Linked DNA regions of Homo sapiens: region 1 is linked to region 2. Evidence: chromatin contacts called from ENCODE Hi-C data. All regions are on one chromosome and are shown on one strand. The core of a region is the stretch at or near the end of the contact, and the rest is flanking DNA. Distances in the headings are between cores, read along the strand shown.

Region 1 (2,988 bases), core at 306-2,805, 320 kb after region 2:
GTTAAAAAATACGATGTTTCTGTAATCCTTACATCCCCTAATAAAACCACTGTGTGATGAAACTACCAAGAAGCCTCTCTTGAAAAAAAAAAAATTAAGTGAACCTCTACTTTAGAATGTTGGCTTTTCATATATGTACAAAACAAAAGAGGTTGCAGTGATGGCGTGGATAAAGGCACCTGTGTACTTTTCCAACCTATCCAATTTCAAGATGTATCCTTTGTGGATTACATTGGTTCTTTTCTATGGAATCATGCACCTTAGACCTGGGAGAAACCAGCGTGACATCCAGGGTCAAGGTTTTCCAATCAGGTATTTTGGGGGAAAAAGTTCTGCCTTCATGTAACAACTAATGTGACATGGCAGTGTATAAGACATTACAGCCAAGGCCTTCTGGTTGAAGTTGGGGAACTGTGGGCGTTGTCCCCACTAGTCCTGTCATCTGCCCTTGCAAAACCACCCTTGGGCTCTCTCGCGTGCGGTCTGTGCACCAGCTACCTTTGTGCTCCCCACATTCTTCCACCTGGCCTGGAAGCTGACCATAGTTGGCTCTCTTGCCCTTTCTTCTTCTGGTTGGATTTAGCAATTTAATTTTCAGGCTTGCTCCCTGCAGGGTGTCACTTCACCACCTTCCTCTGTAGAAGGTTTCGTCCAGGCCGGGCACAGTGGCTCACGCCTGTAATCCCAACACTTCGGGAGGCCGAGGTGGGCAGATTGTCTGAGGTCAGGAGTTTGAAACCAGCCTGGCCAACATAGTGAAAACCCATCTCTACTAAAAATACAAAAATTAACCAGGCATGGTGGCACACACCTGTAATCCCAGCTACTTGGGAGGTTGAGACAGGAGATTTCCTTAAGCCTCGGAGATGGAGGTTGCAGTGAGCCAAGATTGTGCCACTGCACTCCAGCCTGGCTGAGAGAATGAAACTCTGTCTCGAGAAAAAAAAAAAAAAAGAAGGTTTCATACATTTTAGCTGACAAGGGCAGGAGCTGTTCCTGCTGTTACTAACTGGAGTACATTGCATGAAACCTTGCTGTTTCCTTAAACCCTGCACCGACCTTTACAAACAGTGCCTTTACTAAACACTTCTTACGTTACCCGTTTTGAGTGTACCATCTGCCTCTTGCCAGGACCCTGACCAAGAATTTGAAATCTCAGACCATGATGACCTCCTTGCCCAATGCGTAAGCTGTCCTCCAAAACACACATTTATGGGGGCAGAGGGAGTCTCTCTGGAAGGAAACTTCGTCTGAGCCATGGCTCCTTTTGCTTCCCCTGGGTTTTAATCCTTCCTTCCCTTCCTGTTCTTTTAAGGAAATCTGAAAAGGAGCAAAAGAGCTTTAGAACTGCAATGCATCTGTCTGAGGCCAAGGACAGTTGTACGCAGACCTCTCTGCCAGTGTTTCAGTGACCCTCCTCTTGCTGCTTGGCTGCCTATGAGTCCATGCTGACATCTGGCTCTGTCTGCCCAAATATAAACTTGAGAGTGACTTCCAAGATATATACAGGGCTCAGAGGTTCTCTCCCCAACCCATTCACTGGCCCTGCTCTCTCTCGATGTTCCCAAGTCTCCTGGGTGACCTTGTGTGTCCTTCCTGGGATATTGCTCAATCACCCTAGAACTGTAAGGCCAAGTGGTCATAGCCAGAACATGGCAGAAACATTCCTGCTTCTATTCTGCTTTTCTAGCATGGAATCCCCTCTGCCTTAATGTGAATAAATACTCCCCAAAATGAAGGCAGAATCCAGTATCTGTTGTTTAAACTAAATCCCTAACTGGACCCCCTCTGATAAACCCTCTGATAAAGAATTGATGTAAAATTTGGGACGCTGGATAGGACCAGGAAGCCAGAGAAAGAGGGCACCCTTTTCTTTTCTAGCATTTGAGTTCCCAAAGAAGTAAAACTCTGTGAATGTTCACTTCATTTTTTCCTGATATATCGAGGACTCCAGATGTAACCTCATTGATAGTCTTGGTGTGTTCTTCAGTATTTGTGCTTTTAATAGATATTGCAAGTGTGTTTAATGTGAAAATAGAAATGGAGGGCTTTTAAAAGAGCTTACTCAAAATCCTGCCAATTACTGAAATCTACCAGACAAGAAGGAGCCACTCTTTTTTTTTTTTTTTTTTTTTTTTTTTTTTGATACAATGAGGGGAAATGTTTCTTCCACAAAAGCCTGGCCGTTTGTCTTTAAAAATTTTCATCTTTTGGGTACTGAGTTGTAATAGTAAATACAGATGTAGCTGTGTCACATTAAAAGCACAACCAAATTGTAGTACAATGTTCAGGACACTTTTATGTCACTTTAAAATGTAGAGTATCATCTAAAAATGAGCAATTGCTGTGAAGAAACTGGGGTTGGCTCTGATTTTGTGGCTCAGTTTTTTTTGGTTTCTTGAGAAGATCATCTTTAAGTCAAAAGTTATGCAATGCCAAGTACTCATCTGTGTAATCTATTTCAGTTTCCAAAATTTTTCATCACCTGGTTACAAACATCTGAAGGCAAGAAATAGCCAAGATTCCATTGCAAGTCCCAGAGTAAGTTATTATTAGACAGAAACAAACAAGTAAATACCTTGGGCCTGAGCTATTGCCCAAACCAGTCCTGACTTGGCTTGGGTTCTGACCAACTGTTTTTGATCCCACAGTCTGAAGTACGTTTGTGGAAATACAAAGGTCAAACCTTCCCCTAACCCTCTGTAATCCCTGGTGGAGCTAAGGAATGAAAAGTTGCTTAAACATTTTCCTGTTGCCAGTTTTTCTTAAACATTAGTGCTATTCTTTTTTTTTTTTTTTTTTTTTTTTTTTCCTTCTTCAACCCTGACTCTGATTCACAAAGAATAGGGAAGCTTAGCCAACTGCAGTTTCAAAGTATTGCTTCTTAAGCCTGGGCCAAGTGTGTAGACTTGATAGAATTCTGATTAATGCATCTTATTACATTAATTTTAGAAGAAACCAGAAGGCATTTCTCCTATTCCTAGTGCA
Region 2 (2,998 bases), core at 294-2,793:
CACAAGGTGTGAGGCTATTGATGAGGAGTTGAAGGTGACAGAGACCGAGAAAGTGCTGCACACCTTTGGCCTAAAGGGTAATGAGCAACACACAAGGATTGGGAGATGTTCATGGCAAGAAAAATTCAGAAGGGACATTGTTGTTTCACTAATTCTGTAAAGGAGAGCAGCGGCATTTACTTAGGCCGATTCCCCATTCTCTCTTTCTGTTTTTAAACAGAGACAGATCTTGCTCTGTTGCCCAGGCTGGAGTGCAGTGGCATGATGGCATGATCATAGTTCACTATAATCTCGAACTCCTGGTTTCAAGTAGTCTTCCTGCCTTGGCCTCCCAAAATGCTAGGAATACAGGCAGGAGCCACTGTTACTGGTCTGTTTTTTTTCCTTAAATACATAGGCAACTTCCTCGATTGTCTCTCCTTTATTGGCATTGAGAGATAAGCACAATAATGATTGTTAAGATGGAATATTATGAAGGCTCAAGGAATACTTCTGAAGGCTTTTTGTCTATGAAGTACACGAGGTTTCTTAATAGTTTGGCCTCTGGCAAAAATGGTTTTATTGTAGTTTCATCCTTGTTGAGTCAATAATTAACTGAGTTTGATTAAAGCTGAATTTTCCTAAGTATGAAAACCATGTGGGCCCTTCTCTTTCCTCGTGATGCACGGTGATAGTGCGTATCTAACACTTGAAGGTGTCCACGCTGGCCCTAGCTCAGTGAGATGGCTTTGCTTTGGGGGGGTGAGGGGGCGGAGGTGGTGGAAAGGCAGCAAGCTACGATGTTCTTATGTGTGTGGCCTTGCTTCTGGTGGTGGGGTGGCACACATGCTCTGTAGTCTTTCTGGATGGGTTTGGCCCACGGGAGACCCCCTGGCTGTCCACCAGCCCCTTTGTGATAGTCTCATAGTCTTATTTGTCTTTTGGCTTGTATCCCACCTGTTCACTTTTTACCATAGCTAACCTTTCTAAGTGGTCAGGTGGGACTCATGGAGATTTTCCGTTCTTTGGCAACTAGCAGCGACTGCAGATTACTCATCAGCTGTCTCCTTGAGTCCACAATGCCGGGCGGTGGACGGGCTTCCTGCCTCCTGGCCCAGGGCCCCTTTGCCGGCTCTTAGTGTAGAGCACTAGTTGTACCATCTGGTAGTTGTTTGTGCCTGCGACTCTCTTCCCTATTAGGCTTTGACTCCTTAAGGATAAGAACCATGTCTTATTTTTTTTAATCTGTAGCTCCAGTATCCAGCCCAGGACTTGACACCAGCCTCTGTCAAATACATCCGTGGAACGCATTTGTAAGAAATCGAGGCCAAGGCACTGGAAGTCCCATTGTCTCTGGATGCTGAGACCTTGAATTTCATGCCATGGACCCCTCCCTTACATTCCGTCTTTAATGTGCTATAAATAGACATTCCTGGCCTTGCCTAAATAGGATTAAGTAGTACCAAATGGTCCTTACCGTTCTGAGGCCTCACTGAGACTCATTTTGAATCTTTAAAGAAAGCAGTAGAGGGATGGAGAAGAAGTGGGTCAAAACCTGGTTTCTGCCTGTGGGAAAATACAAAACAACACAACAGCAAAGCAGACTAGCATGGTTCAAAGCACACATTGAGGTTTTTGGTGTGCCATTCTAATGCATGAGCTCATTTTGAGCCAAGGATAGCTTTTTGGTGTAGAATTTTGCCAGTCCTACGGTCAATGCAGTACTAATTGTGTGTGTGACTTTGTGCAGTGGGGAAAGGTGGGGCTTTAAAATAAAACAGAAGGTATGAATTGCTTGGCATTTGCTGTGGTTCCTAAGTCTCCATTCCGCTTGCCAAGATTAAATTGAATTATTCCCGCTGCCATTCAGTTTTACTCTGCACAAAATACAGCCAACATTTTTGCATTTCTTTCTTCCTTCCTCCTTTTCTTCTTTCCTTCCTTCCTTCCTTTTTCCCTTCATCTATCTTTGTTCCGCTTTTGTTTGTTTTTTTTTAGATCGCTGCATGCTGCCGCGTTGGGTTAACCATGGTAGCATTTTACCATGAGAAGCCATAGCAAGATGTGCCAGGTGCATGCTGCTGGAACACCTGGCTGAGGCTCCAACAGCATTTTCCTATGACTGAGGGTAGGGTAGGTAGATGACTCATTACAATTTATAAAATGGGGGGCTTAGCTTGGGTATCATCGTGGTTATTCCAAGCAGTCTTCCAGCTGGACTAGCTTTTCGGGAACACGTGTGTGTTTGTGCTGGAAGCCCCAGTAATATCATTTAATTCGAAAGCTTTTTTCTATGATGAATTATTCAGGCAGTGTTTACCAAAATTGTCATTGATCAGTACAGACCCAGAGAGCATGTACAACAGCGCCTGTGCTGGGCCTGCTAGGAGTCGATATTTTCTGGCTCAAAGAAGTTCCAAAAGAATTCAAAGCCAGTGTGTCTCTTTCTCTGGACGGCCAAGTGATGCAGGTACCACGCTTAGGTCTGCTGGTGTTTAGCTTGACTTAAAACCCAGCCAGGGAAATATGTTTCACTTTGCTGGGGTGCAGGTGGAGGAGGCTATTATTCTTAGGCATTTAACAGTGAAGAATGTTGGGCAGGGCAGAGGGTCAGCTGAATGGCAGGGATTCCAGGTCTCAGTTAATGCCCACAAATTTCTGAACTTTGAACATAAATACCCTCACTGCAATACATGTTTTTCTTTCTCTCTCTTTCTTTCTCTTTTTTTTTTTTTGAAAAACTTTTTTGGAGCAGCACCTGCATGTTGTAAAAACACAAAATAAAAAAAAAATAAATAAAAGCAGACCCCTTGGTTCAGATATCTTTGTTTGTGTAAATGTTTTGGCATTCTTTATGAAAATCTTCAGATTTTCAAGAGCTTAAGATGACCTCCTCTAGCCGGCTGCAGCAGTGTCTAGGTATCTGTGAATGTGTAAGAAATTGAGACAGCCTGCAAAATAGCTCACCCAGCTTTTCTTTAAAGTTCCAACCTTTTTGCTGGCTCTCTTTCAAACTGTA

The links. A loop is a pair of places that touch in the nucleus more often than their neighbours do. Pooled maps may share reads with other maps.
Region 1: a loop to region 2 is called in a pooled map of ovary, with 2.3 times the contacts of the local background. The contact joins the enhancer-like site here to the promoter of WWOX-AS2 in region 2. A Hi-C loop is called at or near these places in 7 of 50 pooled maps.

What each region holds. Positions count from the first base shown.
Region 1 is chr16:78,814,389-78,817,376 of GRCh38, forward strand. All of the region lies in intron 8 of WWOX (WW domain containing oxidoreductase), which reads left to right. Among named protein-coding and RNA genes, the nearest start is that of WWOX-AS2, 320 kb to the left of the region's middle. Within about 2 kb of position 1,556, at least 9 of the 41 ENCODE cell types and tissues checked have a DNase peak (open chromatin) inside an H3K27ac peak, as active enhancers do.
Region 2 is chr16:78,498,493-78,501,490 of GRCh38, forward strand. WWOX-AS2 (WWOX antisense RNA 2) reads right to left here and starts at 1,544. Exons shown (of 2, transcript XR_007065129.1): 1 at 1,457-1,544. The region is part of intron 8 of WWOX (WW domain containing oxidoreductase); the gene reads left to right.